Regions from separate parts of the Homo sapiens genome. Here regions 1, 2, 3 and 4 are each linked to region 5. The links are chromatin contacts, found by Hi-C or POLR2A ChIA-PET in ENCODE. All regions are on one chromosome and are shown on one strand. Each heading gives the region's core, a stretch centred on a gene start or an enhancer-like site at or near the end of the contact. The rest is flanking DNA. Distances are from core to core; before and after follow the strand shown.

Region 1 (2,700 bases), core at 54-2,553, 450 kb after region 5:
GTTCCCTGCTGTATCCGCGGTGCCTAATGTGGGACGTGGCCCAGAGCTGGTGCTCGGTATGCCTGTGATATTACTACATTAAAAGCAAAAACAAACACACGAACCAAAAAACCATCCTGGGCGTAGTGGCTCACATCTTCAATCCCAGCACTTTGGGAGGCTGGGCAGAAGGATCGTTTGAGCCCAGGAGTTTGAGACCAGCCTGGGCAACACAGCAAGACCCCCAACTCTACAAAAAATAAAAAATCAGTCTGGCATCCTGGGGCGCTCCTGTAGTCCCAGCTACTCGGGAGGCTGAGGCGGGAGGATCATTTGAGCCCAGGAGGTCGAGGATGCAATGAGCTGTGATTGTGCCACTACACTCAGCCTGGGCAACAGAGCAAGATCCCGTCTCAAAGCAAAACAAAGCACTTTGCAGGACAGTATTTGCAGCTCGAATCTTCCTTATTTCCTTGTGCATACCCCACAATTGCAGTGACATCAGGAAGGGGGTACAATGAACGTGTCCCTGCCCTCCCATGACTCCCCACGTCCCCCAAGACTTGGCCCGAGGCCGGGCGTGGTGACTGACTTCTGCGATCCCAGCACTTGGGGAGGCCGAGGCGGGCGGATCACTTGAGGTCAGGAGTTCAAGAGCAGCCTGGCCAACAAGGAGAAACCCCGTCTCTACTAACAATACAAAAAAGTAGCTGGGCATGGTGGTACACATCTGTAATCACAGCTACTCGCGAGGCTGAGGCAGGAGAATCGCTTGAACCCGGGAGGTGGAGGCTGCCAGTGAATCGAGACCAAGCCACTGCACTCCAGCCTGAAAGAAAAAGCGAGACTCCGTCTCAAAAGAAAAAAAAAAAAGACTCGACCCAGCTCTGCGCGTCGCATTCCTGCCCGAACCCCCACTTGTCGCCTCACTTTTGCTCCCTGGCTTTTGCTCAAGCCGTGCCCTTGGGCTGGAACGCCTCCACACTGAGGTGGGGTCATGCACGTCCTGTGGACTCCTAGTCTAGACCCAAACCCAGATACAACACCTGAGGTTAGAGCCCAGCCCTGGGGTGCCAGCCCTGGGGTGCCAGGTGTTCAGGCACCCGCGCCCCACGCCCTCTGGCTGCGCCTGCGCACTGGGCCTCACCGCGCTCCTTGCGTTCGGGGAAGCCGTAGTCTGGCGGGAAGGTTGGCATCTGCAGGGGGTCGGGCTCCACCGAGGCATCGCCCAGGTAGCGCCGGACCAGGTGGGCCCCCATGGCTGCAGTCGCTGCAGATCCCTGCAGCAGCCGAGGGTCACCTAGCTCCTACCCGGAACCACTGACCCCTCAGTCAGACACAGCTTCCGGGTCATTTAGGCAGCTGCGGAGATCATAGAGATGAAGGACTCCAGAGGATCGCTCCGGTCCGCCTGGCGTCACCTCGCGGACAGGCGGAGGCGGGACAGGTGCTGTGTCTCTTCGCAGGATATGGTTGGACCCGAGAGGGGACTTCCCTGAGCCTGGAAATCCATCTGGGCGGGGCAGAAGGGGACGGTGTGGGACTGAGGCCTCCCTCGACCCTATCTGGGGCTCTTCTGGTAGCCCGAGGCTAAAGCACATATTAAAATTATTTTTCATATCATTTTCCAAAAAGTTTTTTCTTTGAAAACATTCAAATTTCTCTTAAAAAAGGCACGATATCTATTATATCGTTAATGTATGTAATTTTGCATAAAGTCACTTTAAGAATTTTTTGTTTTTGGAGACACAGTACCTGTCGCCCAGACTGGAGTGTATTGGCGCGATCTCGGCTCACTGCAGCCTCCACCTCCTGGGCTCAAATTCTCTTGCCTCAGCCTCCTGAGTAGCTGGGATTACAGGCGCCCGCCACCACCCCCAGCTAATTTTTGTATTTTTAGTAGAGACGGGGTTTCGCCAGTTGGCCAGGCTGGTCTCGAACCCCTGACCTCAAGTGATTCCCCCGCCTCAGCCTCCCAAATTGCTGGGATTACGGGCATGAGCCACAGTGCCTGTCCAAGAAAGATTTTGATAAATTTAATTTAAATAAAAGTTATTCATAAATACAGTTATTATTATATTATTATTTTTTGAGATAGGGTCTCATTCTGTCGCCCAGGCTGGAGCACAGTGGCACAATCATAGCTCACTGCAACCTTGAACTCTTGGGCTCCAGGGATCCTCCCGCCTCAGCCTCTCAAAGTGTTGGGATTATGGGCGTAAGCCACTGTGCCTGGTCAAAAACAATTATTTAAAGCTGAAATTTCAAATAAATTATATATATATATGCAATCTTTATACAATTTTAAAATATATTAATATCTAATATTAATATCTAATATATATTTTTCCCCAGTCTGACAAAGCATGTATTAGGCATCTACTGTATGGTATGCTGGGTCCAGTGGTCAGACAGAAAGGCAGACGTGGTTCCTGTCTTTCAAGCTTACAGTCTAATGGAACAGAAAAACAGTCTAATGGAAAAAAAAAAATATGGGCCAGGGCAGTGGCTCACACCTGTAATCTCAGAGCTTTGGGAAGCTGAGATGGGAGGATCGCCTGAACTCAGGAGTTTGAGACCAGCCTGGGCAATATAGGGAGACTCTATCTCTACAAAAAAAAAAAAAAAAAAAAAAGCTGGGTGTGGTGGTGCACGCTTGTAGTCCCAGCTACTCGGGAGGCTGAGGCAGGAGGATAACTTGAGCCCAGGAGTTCCAGGCTG
Region 2 (2,789 bases), core at 133-2,632, 270 kb before region 5:
CACACACACACACACACCACACACCCTTTTGTTCATTCTACAAACATTGAGTGCCTGCTGTATGTATGTCAGGCTCTGTTCCGGGCATTTGGGGACACAGAAGAGAACAAAACAGAAAAAAAAATCCCTGTACTTTTGGGACCAGCATCTATGGGAGAAACAAACATGATAAGCAGATAGATAGGTATAAAGATATATAATGTGGCCAGGAGCGGTGGCTCATGCCTGTCTTCCCAGCACTTTGGGAGGCTGAGGCAGCCTGATCACTTGAGGTCGGGAGTTCGAGACAAGCCTGGCCAACATGGTGAAACCCCGTCTCTACTAAAAATACAACAATTAGCCGGGCATGGTGGCGCACGCCTGTACCCAGCTACTCGGGAGGCTGAGGCAGGAGAATCATTTGAACCAGGAGGCGGAGGTTGTAGTGAGCCAAGATTGCTCCACTGGACTCCAGCCTGAGCGACACAGGGAAACCCTGTCTCAAAAAAAAATTATATATCTATATATATTTTTAAAAATTACATATCTATATATTTAAAAATTATATATCTATATATATTTTAAAATTATGTGTCTATATGTTTAAAAATTATATATATATTGTTTTAAATTATATTATATATATATATATATATATATATAAAATGTGTTGGGTGGAAAGTCTATGGGTAATCTAGAAAAAGGCAAGAGAGATGAGAGATGAAATGAGTGGAGGTTAGGTCAGGAAAGTCCTCCCTGAGGAGGAGGTGACTTTGAACAAAGACTTTTAGGCACTGAGGGAAAAGCCAGGAAGACATCGAGAGGAAGAGAGTTCCAGGTAGAGAACGGCCAGTGCACAGGCTTTGCGGTAGGACGGTGCCTGGAACATTGGAAAACCAGCAAAGCAGACCGGTTTCATGGAGGCAGAGAGAGGAGTGGAATGGAAGAAGAACAAAGATTTGTTTTGTTTTGTTTTGTTTGAGAAGGAGTCTCACTCTGTCGCCCAGGCTGGAGTGCATTGTCACAATCTTGGCTCACTGAAACCTCTGCCTCCCCAGTTCAAGCGATTCTCCTGCCTCAGCCTCCCAAGTAGCTGGGATTACAGGCGTGCACCACCATGCTCGGCTAATTTTTCTATTTTTAGTAGAGACAGGGTTTCACCATATTGGCCAGGCTGATCTTGAACTCCTGACTTCAAGTGATCCGCCCGCCTCAGCCTCCCAAAGTGCTGGGATGACAGGTGTGAGCCACAGCGCCAGGCCCTACACCCCAGCTTTCTAGCTGGATGTCTTTGGGATGGCTTTGGGGCCAGGCGATTACACTTCCTAAGCCTCAGTTTTGTCGGCTGAAAAATGGGGCTGAAAATGCGCAATTTGCAGTTGTTACCAGGCTTTGAGGTGAGACGTGTGATGTGCTGATCGCAGGTAGAAAGAGGGTAAGTGATACACCAGGTACACCTGGATCAAGGGACCCTGACAGGCCCAGCCGGCCCACAGGTCACCCCAGCTCACATGCAGGGCTGCCTGCTGGGCCCCATGGCAACGCCACACACAGAGACATCAAACAGGCCCTGCCGAGGAAGTCCCACGTCACTGCGGTTAGAGTGGCTCCTCCCAGCCCAGCCCCCGGCTGGCGGCAGTGACCCCCATGCCAGTCAGGGCCCCTGCCTCCTGTTGCCCTGGCGACCAGCTGTGTTATGGACTGAGCCGGGATCCCACCACATCCCTGCCCCCTCACCAGGGCACCAGCCACTCCCCACATCCGGAGAAGGACATTACACGGTGGCCCCAGCTCACCGTGACAAACTCAATTGCCTGGTGTCTGGAGCACCAGGAAAGACTTTGTCTACCTACATAATGGTTCAGAAGGGCAGAGAGGTCCCAGGGATCTGTGGGGACTCCCAGCCAGGTGCCTGAAATCCCCGGGGAAGGGTCCCAGTATTGCTCAAGGGCACTGGTGGGGCAGGTCAGACAGGAATAGACCCCAGGCCTGGCCCAGCCCCCACCTCAGGAATGACTCACCACCCACCCAGCTCCCGATGACATCAAGGCCTGGCCTGCCACCCTGACCTGGCCCCAGGCCAGAACTGGGGGGGCGCACCCAAGAAGTGTCACATCTGGCTGTCCCTGCCTGGCTGGGATCTGGTACGCAGAGGGTTAAGGAGAGCCCTTCTGGGGGTCTCCCCCCCATCCCATCCCCCCCACTTTCCCGGGGATTTCGGGCCCCAGCCCCTCTGACGTCACTGGGGGTTGCTATGGCAACTGGCCGAAGTTCCCAAATAAAATTACCGCGGGCGGGTTAAGTTTCCTAGGAGGCAGCCGACGGGTAAACAATGGCGGTGGCAGGCGGGGCCGGCGAGAGGCCGTCTCCCCCTCTTACCCCCGACTCTGCTGGGACCTGGGGGTCCCTGGGGCGAGGGGCAGGGTCCCCCTCCCTGCCCAGGATCTGAGAGCCCTCGAGCCAGCGAGGGGATTGGCGCCCAGATGAGGGACAGCGAGGCCACGACCCACATGAGCGGGGGATGGGGACGAGGGGTCTTTGGAGGGGAGGCTGGGGCGGCGGGGAACAAAGAGGGGACCGGAGGCCTGGGGATCCACCCTCCACACACCCTCCCCCCTAACCCCGCTCCCGGCCGGCCGCCAGTCCAGCTGTGGCTGTTCCCAGCTCCCTGGCTCCCCACATCTGGCGGGCCGCGCGCTCACTTCCTGTCGCCCCGGCTGCCTGGAGGGAGGTAAAAATAACCCGCCCCCTCCCCCTGCCGGCGGCGCAGACGGCGGATCCTCCCAGCCTGGAGGAGGGCGAGGCCGAGC
Region 3 (2,700 bases), core at 20-2,519, 260 kb after region 5:
AGCTGGGATTACAGGCATGTGCCGCCACACCCGGCTAATTTTGTATTTTTAGTAGAGACAGGGTTTCTCCATGTTGGTCAGGCTGAGTCTCGAACTCCCGACCTCAGGTGATCCACCCACCTCAGACTCCCAAAGTGCTGGGATTACAGGTGTGAGCCACCGCACCCAGCCAAAAAATAGCGTTTTAAAAAATTATGAGGTAGCTCAAGAGACAAGCTAATCATGTGATTTATCCAGAAAGGAAAGAACCCTCCTATCACATGATTCTCTGTTGATTAACGAAGAGGCCTCTGAAATATAAGTTTCCCACAGGGGGAAACTGGCTTAGAAAGATCAGAAAGATCCAGGAGGTCTGCTCTGTGCGGTGAAGCTTCTCTTCTTGGCACCTGCCTGGCATCGGAAGAGGGCCCCTTCTCCCTCCCTGGGCTTTTATGTGGACACTGTAATGCCTCAGTTTTCTTTCTTTCTTTTTGTTTTTGACACAGGATCTCACTCTATCACCCAAGCTGGAGTGCAGTGGCACCATCATAGCTCACTGCAGCCTCAAACTCCCCAGCTCGGGTGATTCTCCCCGCCTCAGCCTCCTGAGTAGTAGTAGCTGGGACTACAGATGTCTGCCACCAGCCTGGATTATTTATTTATTTATTTTGTAGAAACAAGAGTTTCGCCATGTTGCCCAGGCTGGTGTCAAACTCCTGAGCTCAAGCGATCCTCCTGCCTCGGCCTCCCAGAGTGCTGAGATCACAGGTGCGAGCCTCTGCACCCGACCTGTTTCCTCATCTGGAAAATGGCAGGGAAACGTTCTGCCAGCTGGGACGCAGGCTCTGCCAACTCTGGCATGCCAAAGCTCTGGGCACAGGGCGAGTCCCACCAGCGTGGGCGTCCAGAGCTATTTCTGACAAGACCCCTTTGCGCCTGCCCAGGGAAGAGCCAAGTGGCCCCAGGCAAGACCGCCCCGCCCGGCTGCCACACCTTCCCCTCAGAGCAGCCAGCCCCAACACAGAGGCCAAAGGGTTCGTCAGAGCCACATGGTGGAAACTCTAGCAGAGGGTTTTTGAAAGCAGGTTGCACTTCATTCTTACTGAGTGCACGTGTGTGTGTGTGTGTGTGTGTGTGTGTGTGTGTGTGTGTATGCAGCGCCCCTGGGTCTGTGTTTTTATTGCACTTTCCTGCTGGCTTCCAGCTGCACCGCCAGTTCCGGGGAGGGCCCTGGGCCAGCGGCTGTCCGCCCCCCCTCCTTCATAAAGTCCTGGCCTCGGGACAGCCTGCACAGCTGCCTAGCCTGTGGAGACGGGACAGCCCTGTCCCACTCACTCTTTCCCCTGCCGCTCCTGCCGGCAGCTCCAACCATGGGAGGCCGCGTCTTTCTCGGTAAGTACTTTGGGGCCCCGCTGGGAGGGGCGAGGAAGCTCCAGCGGGACCCCTTGGCTGCGTCTGAGAAACGGGAGGCGCCGCTGGTGTCTGTGGGGCCTGCGATAGAGGAAGCCACATGGTCAAGCAGGCACTCACGGGCACACGGCGAGAGGGGCTGGTGGTGCTTGGGCACCCCCACACCCCGGCAGGAACTCCAGGGTGCTCTTGGAGCCTGCTACCCTGCCTGGAGGGATCCTCAAGCTTTCTACTGGAGCCAGTCTGGCATCTGCTCCCTAAGAGGGGAAACTGAGGCACGGGGGAAGGAAAGGGGCAAAAAGTGAGTGCTGGGACCCTGAGAGCCGCTGTGCTTAATATAACGCATAGAAGGACATGGGCGGGGGTGGGGAAGCTAGAAGCCAGGACTTCTCCACTGCAAGGTACCCCCAATTTGTCCCTCGCAGTCTCAGCAGCAGGGGCAGCCCCCAGAGACCCCAGTTCTTGCTCCCCGCAGACCTGGCTGGGGCTCAGCTGCGGATCGAAGGGACTTTGCCTGGTTCTGGGTTTGAATTTGATTTTTGTTGTGACTTCCTGGGACTCCCTTTCCCGCCCCACCCAAGGTGACTGTAACGGTTATCAGGGTAGCTCGTTGCCTAAGCAACGGGGCAACAAAGAGAGTGAAGAAATGACATTTGGGGCAAAAACCAGAACTTCCTGGACCACAGGGACACAGCTTCCCTGGGCCAGCCCCAAGTGGCAGGTGTCAGCTCAGCACCCCGCCTTGGCTTGAGAGTGAGAGACAAGAGCCCACCTTGGGTTTCTTGGGGGCACACTTGTTGGGGGCAGTTGCCAAGACCTGGCTTCCCAAGGGTTCCACGCCCTGGCTGTCTGTGTCACCAGGGCCAAGTCAGAGAGCCTCTGCGCCTCACTTTTCTCATCTATAAAATGGAGCACAACCCGTCTCCGTCTTAGATTGTTTTAAGGGATGAGTGAGTTAGGACACAAACTATTCCTGGTTCACAGTAAGAATTAGGTAAACAGCATTTTAAAAGTGTTGGCTGGGCACAGTGGCTCACACCTGCAATCCCAGCACTTTGAGAGGCCGAGGCAGGTGGATCTCTTGAGCCCAGGGACTGGAGACTAGCCTGGGCAACACATCGAGACGTTGTCTCTACCAAAAACAAATTTTTTTTTTTTTTTTTGAGACAAAGTCTCGCTCTTGTCGCTCAGGCTGGAGTGCAATGGTGCAATCTCGGCTCACTGCAACCTCCGCCTCCTGGGTTCAAGCGATTCTCCTGCCTCGCCCCCATCCACCCCGAGTAGCTGGGATTATAGGTGCCTGCCACCATG
Region 4 (2,700 bases), core at 201-2,700, 320 kb before region 5:
TATGGATGAGTGGATAATCACTGTTTTTTTTTTTTTTCTGCTGTGCCTATCATTTAACTGAATGGAGGCAAAGCATGTGTTGGTTGGTACATTCAACAAGTTCTAGGTTAAGCGCCTACCTTCCAGGTGCTGCCGGTACAGTAAAGCACAGATGGGACAAACTCCTGCCTCCTGAGGCTCACAGTGGAGAGGGAGAGATTGAAATTAAGCAACTACCAAAGGTGGATCACTTGAGGTCAGGAGTTCAAGACCAGCCTGGCCAACATGGCAAAACTCCGTCTCTACCAAAAATACAAAAATTAGCCGGGCGTGGTGGTGGGCGCCTATAATTTCAGCTATTCGGGAGGCTGAGGCAGGAGAATCACTTGACCCCGGGAGGCGCAGGTTGCAGTGAGCCGAGATCGCACCACTGCACCCCAGCCTGGACGACAAGAGTGAAACTCCGTAAAAAAAAAAAAAAAAAAAAAAAAAAAAACCGCCGAAACAGATAAATAAATGGTAATGGTGAGAAGTATGAGGAAGGAAAAATGCAGGGTCCTCTGAGGACATTGGCAAGGAGCCGGGACGGGAACGGGTGATGGAAGCCATGGCCAGCTTCCAGGCCAGAGACGGTGGCCTACACAAGCTGAGTCAGAAAAAATGCTCAGAGGTGCTGGGGTTTGATTAAGTGTTAGGGTGAACCTCATGGAATTGCCATTTTAACAGGCCAAAAATGGTAAAAAAAAATTAGCAATTTCATATGACCCAAGATAGTATCTAGGGCATGGAAAGGAGGGGCGGGGTACTATACTAGTTTTGAGGCTCAAGGGATGACCTATGAACCCCCTAACCGAGCTTTGTTTCTGGAGAGGGGGTCCGCGGCCCGCATGAGCTCCCTCAGTGAGCCTGCGACCCCTCCGCCCCCACAAGAACCAAAACTTGACCCGGTGCCCAGAGAGGTTGAGTGAGTTTCTCGGGTCGCACAGCTGGGAGGGACGAGGGGCTGAGCCACTGCCAAGGGATCCCGCTGCTCTGTCTCGCTCACCGGCCGGGCTATGTTGATTGTCCCCTCGCGGCGCCCGGAAGCGACCCTCAGTAAACAAAGCCGTGTGTGGGCGCAGCCCCAGAAGCCTGGGGCGCGCAGTCCAGCCCAAGAGAGGCGGGGGAGGAATGTTGTGAATGAACCCCGGGCCCGCCCCGAAACTCCGCATAAGGCCTGGGCCGCGGGGGTCCTCCCACTCTGATTGGCCTCTGGCGCCCCGTGATTGACAGCGCCCCTCGCTGTGCGCTCTGGTTGGGTAAACAAGAAAAGACTGGCATCGCAGTCATCGAGTGAGCAGCGAGGCTTGGACACGGGTCTGGCGGCGCAGCCAATGGCGGGGGAGGGCCGAGGAGGCCGAGGGGGGGCCAATAGGGACAGGCGGTGGGGGCGGGACGACGGCGGAGCTAAAGCGGCGGCTGAAGCAGCTTCATTGTTGTGAAGAGTCTTAAAGGGGCCGCATCACCCTGCCGGCCCGGCGCGGGTCGGGGGTGGGTGCGGTAGGGGTCCCGGGGCGGCCGAGCGCAGAGGACGGACGGGAAGGAGGGCAGGGGGCGCGGGAGCCGGCGAAGCGGAGCGGGCATCGGACCGAGCCCCCCAAAGAGGCCCCGCCCCGGCCCTGGCCCCGGCCGGGCCGGATGGAACCCCCCGCGGCCAAGCGGAGCCGGGGCTGCCCCGCGGGACCCGAGGAGCGCGATGCCGGGGCCGGGGCCGCGCGTGGCCGGGGCCGGCCCGAGGCGCTGCTGGACCTCAGCGCCAAGCGGGTAGCCGAGAGCTGGGCCTTCGAGCAGGTGACCGCGGGGGAAGGGGGCGGGGGCAGGGACGCACCCCCAGCACCTTCCCCACCTGTCTTCTCCTCCCCCACAATCCCCAGACTCCAGAGCTAACCCAATCAGAGACACCCCCTGAGATTCCACCCCCAGGACCCTTAACCCTGCCTGGAAACACCCCCTCATCCTCCTGTTTCTGTCCTTCAAACCCAGTAACCCACCCCCATCCCTTCTCTGCCATCTCTGCCCCTCAGCGCCCCAGATCCCAAATCAGGACACTTCCTTCTTCTCCTACCAACCCCAGATCTCTGAGATCTGGCCCCCATGGCCCGCCTACAACCCTGGGCACCCCTCTTTTCCCGCCTTATCCCCCAACGGTACCCCTCTTTTCCCACCTTATCCCCCAACGGTACCCCTCTTTTCCCACCTTATCCCCCAACGGTACCCCTCTTTTCCTACCGCATCTTTATTCGCCAATCAGGGCACCCCATTCAGTCTTCAATCCTCTCTTCGGCCCCCCGCTTGGGGACACCCTGTCTCCCTCCATCGTAGCCTCTAGAGACTCACACTACCCCATTCCTGCTCTCCAGATCCCTACCGTACACCCCAAGTAAATAACTCCCCCATCTCTCCAGATTCCAGCTCAAGACACCCCTTTTTTCCCCATTCATTCCTGCCCTCGAGCCTCCAGATTCCACCTGTTCCTTGGGGACCCCTCTCTACTCCTCCAGATTCCTCTTTCGGGGCTGCCCGTCTTCTCCTGGCTTGCCGCAGGGATTACTGAAATGCCAGGGTCCCTCCTCCTCCCCACCTCATCCCCCTGACCTATCCTATCTCTTCCCATAGGAAAACAGCAGGGGCGGAGCCTGGGTGGTGGTCCCTGGACAGGTGCACCTAGAAGCTCTCTTCTGT
Region 5 (2,700 bases), core at 7-2,506:
AACCCAGACACTTTTCATCCCAAGCCAGGAGTGGTGGAAGAAGCCCCAGGGACTGGGTGAATGACGGAGCCTCAGTTGTGAAACGACCATTTATTGAGGGGCCCTCCATGGAGCCTAGAGCTCACTGCAAGACAGGAAATGAGAGGGGGCTCTGCCACCACCCCCTTACCCCAACGCAGGAAAGAGGATGCAATGAATCCCAACAAGACCAGCTCAAACTTGGCTTTGGAAGCACTGAAGCAATTCTCTACGTTCATAAACAGTCTGCTACCCCAGCCAGGGACAGACGCTTGCTTGGAGGACGGAGCACAAGCAGAGCAGCAGAATGACAGAGTGACAGGATGAGAGAGGCAGAGGGACCCAGAAAGATCCTGTCCCCCATGCCAAGTGACACAGAAGAAAAAAATAATGCTGGAGGTGGCTCTGGGAAATGTTCAGGGGGCAGGATGGGTTTGGAAGGGGGGGCTGTGCTAAGGTGAAGAGGGAAAGGGCAGGAGAAAGATGGCGGGGGCTGGAGGGGGGAGGGGTGTGGTCAGCAAGTGGCCAAGGTCCCTGCGCGGTGGAGGCAGACAGACCTCATCGCATTCCCAAACTGGTAGAAACCTGGGTCGGGGTCAGGCAGAGGATCCCATAGGTGAGAGAGGTGAGTGAGGAAGTGGGGGGATTAGAATCTGGGAAGAGGGGCCAGGAAAGGAGGGGGTAGGCTGGTGACAGGGGCCCATGTGGGGCCCCAGCGGTCATACGTGCCATGGTTGGCAGTGACAGCTGGGGGGGAGCACGGTCTTTGCAGCATGGGGCGGCCCTAGGGGAAGGGGACCCCTACAGGGGGTACTCTGCGGGCCCGCGGGCCCCAGCCTTGGACAGGCCGGGGCAAGGGGCGCTGGGGGGTAGGCAGAGAGGATGAGGGGCCCCGTAGGGGGAGGGGCCAGGCGATGATGGACAAGGCCAGGGCTGGCAGCGCAGGGCCAAGATCGGGGTCACAGCCCGGGCACTCACCGCTCTCCTGCTCGCTGCCCTTCTTGGCGGCGGCGGCGTTGCCCATCGCGGCGGCGGCGGCCGGGGCCGGTCCCGGAGCTGCGGCGCGGCGGGTGCTGGCTGCGGCCGGCGGCCCCGGAGCGCGCTGGGCGGCGGCGGCGGCGGCCCTCGGGCTGGCTGCGCTAGCTGCGGCGCCGCGACCCCCGCCCAGCCCCTGCTTCCCGCGTCTCTCCGCGCCCGCCCGCCCGGGAACCTCAGCCCAAGATCTCTGCCGCTGTCTGTGACGCCCCCGCAGCCCGCCGCTCATTGGCCTAGGCCGCCCTGACTGACGGCTCAGCGCCGCCTCCCATTGGCCCTCCCGCGACCTTCCCGCGCCACTATAGGCTCTCAGCCTCGGGACACGCACCGCGGACTCTCGGCCATTCACTCGCTCGCGAGGCCGCAGCTGGGCGGGCAGACGCGTCCGATTGGCCGAGACGCTGGACTGGGCCCGGGGTCCGCCCTGCGAGGCCGCCGATTGGCGGAGGTGCCGGGTCCGCCAAGCCCCCCAGCAGAACGCTCAGTGTCAATCCGGGGGTGAGAGGGCGGGGCGGAGACGCAGTCTGCGGGCCCGGGCCGGCGGGGCGGGGCGGCGGAGGCTGGCTGGCGGCCGCGCAGCGCTCCGAGGCTCAGGAGGCGGCCCCGGCGGGCGCCCGGCCGGCCCCGCGCGCGCCGCAGTCCCCCGCCCCCGCTCAGTGCGGCAGCGGCTGTCGGCCAGCCGGAGTTGGCGCCGCGGCCTGCCCGGCGCAGCCGCTGTCCACCTGCCAGCGGGGGAGGGGCGCGGCCGGCGCGCGGGTCAGAGGTCGCCCGGCCGCCGCCGGCGTCATTCATAAGGCCTGGCGCTGGGCGGCCGAGGCCAGGCCTGCTTGGGGGCCAGGCCGCGGGGCCTCCTGGGTTTTCCCAGCCGCACTCAGGAGGATGCCGGGCCCGGCGCAAGGGGTGGCTGGGAAGGGGCGCTCAGTGTCCACCCCTTTGCTGGGCCCTAGCCCTGGGCTCCTGCCAGTAGTAAGAGCTGGCACCCACTTAACGCTCCTTCGCACCACACTCCCATCGCGTAGGTGCTACCATCATCACTCCCATTGCACAGATGAGGAATCTGGGGTACAGCCAGGCAGATTCCCTGCTCCTGTTCCCCGTCTGTATTTCCTGTCTGGGCAATGCGAAGGGAACCTGCCCCTTCCTTCAGGATCCTCTTTCAGTACACACTTAGCAGAGGACAGTCGGGGTTTCCCAACTGCGACACTACTGACGGTGAGGCTGGATCATTTTCTGCTGGGGGGTGTCTTGTGCACCACTGGGTGTTGAGCAACATCCCCCGCCTCTACCCACTGGATGCCAGTAGCCCCTCCTCTATCTTCCTGCTGGCTGTGGCAACCGCTGTCTCCTGACATTGGTGAATGTGCTCTTGCGGGGCCGAACTGCTCCTGATTGAGAAGCACTTAAGAGAGGGTCAGGGGAGGGGAGAAGCCAGGTCACCCCGACTCGGAAGGGCTAGCTGGGCTTAACTACAAGCCGATCTGCTGCTTCGACTTGAATAGCCTCCACCTTCTCCAGCTGCTGTCTGCCCCCATGTTCCCAGATCAACCACAGTTCCAGGGAGGGAGAGTCAGAGCCTTTCTGTGAACTATGGGGAAATGGCTGACCACTCCGCCTCTGGATGGATAGATACATGGTAAGGTTTAGTAA

The links. Hi-C counts contacts between places; a loop is a spot of excess contacts on that map. ChIA-PET counts read pairs that join two places held with the same protein, here RNA polymerase II (POLR2A). Pooled maps may share reads with other maps.
Region 1: a pooled map shows a loop between it and region 5 (22-fold over the local background). The contact joins the promoter of NDUFB7 here to the promoter of PRKACA in region 5. A Hi-C loop is called at or near these places in 1 of 168 maps with a recorded cell type or tissue (gastrocnemius medialis) and 7 of 50 pooled maps. POLR2A ChIA-PET finds 5 or more read pairs at or near these places in 1 of 52 experiments (H1).
Region 2: a pooled map shows a loop between it and region 5 (4-fold over the local background). The contact joins the enhancer-like site here to the promoter of PRKACA in region 5. A Hi-C loop is called at or near these places in 1 of 168 maps with a recorded cell type or tissue (gastrocnemius medialis) and 9 of 50 pooled maps. POLR2A ChIA-PET finds 5 or more read pairs at or near these places in 2 of 52 experiments (BJ and activated B cell).
Region 3: a loop to region 5 is called in a pooled map, with 3 times the contacts of the local background. The contact joins the promoter of ADGRE5 here to the promoter of PRKACA in region 5. A Hi-C loop is called at or near these places in 4 of 50 pooled maps. POLR2A ChIA-PET finds 5 or more read pairs at or near these places in 7 of 52 experiments (CD4-positive, alpha-beta memory T cell, GM12878, WTC11 and 4 more).
Region 4: a pooled map shows a loop between it and region 5 (9-fold over the local background). The contact joins the promoter of ZSWIM4 here to the promoter of PRKACA in region 5. A Hi-C loop is called at or near these places in 9 of 50 pooled maps.

The regions. Positions count from the first base shown.
Region 1 is chr19:14,570,763-14,573,462 of GRCh38, forward strand. NDUFB7 (NADH:ubiquinone oxidoreductase subunit B7) reads right to left here and starts at 1,304. Exons shown (of 3, transcript NM_004146.6): 1 at 1,127-1,304. The coding sequence starts at 1,238. RefSeq lists an enhancer at 1,236-1,525.
Region 2 is chr19:13,845,120-13,847,908 of GRCh38, forward strand. No RefSeq gene overlaps it. Among named protein-coding and RNA genes, the nearest start is that of MIR23AHG, 3.6 kb to the left of the region's middle. RefSeq lists an enhancer at 1,872-2,051 and silencers at 2,632-2,789, 2,722-2,789. Within about 2 kb of position 1,383, at least 41 of the 41 ENCODE cell types and tissues checked have a DNase peak (open chromatin) inside an H3K27ac peak, as active enhancers do; they include gastrocnemius medialis, where a contact is called at or near this core.
Region 3 is chr19:14,380,175-14,382,874 of GRCh38, forward strand. It overlaps ADGRE5 (adhesion G protein-coupled receptor E5), which reads left to right and starts at 1,270. Exons shown (of 20, transcript NM_078481.4): 1 at 1,270-1,371. The coding sequence starts at 1,350. RefSeq lists a silencer at 2,619-2,700.
Region 4 is chr19:13,793,993-13,796,692 of GRCh38, forward strand. ZSWIM4 (zinc finger SWIM-type containing 4) reads left to right here and starts at 1,451. Exons shown (of 14, transcript NM_001367834.3): 1 at 1,451-1,809. The coding sequence starts at 1,657. RefSeq lists silencers at 1,085-1,574, 1,595-1,804 and an enhancer at 2,045-2,114.
Region 5 is chr19:14,116,506-14,119,205 of GRCh38, forward strand. PRKACA (protein kinase cAMP-activated catalytic subunit alpha) reads right to left here and starts at 1,257. Exons shown (of 10, transcript NM_002730.4): 1 at 997-1,257. The coding sequence starts at 1,042. LOC124904642 (a long non-coding RNA gene) reads left to right here and starts at 1,709. Exons shown (of 2, transcript XR_007067144.1): 1 at 1,709-2,686. RefSeq lists silencers at 838-907, 1,318-1,877.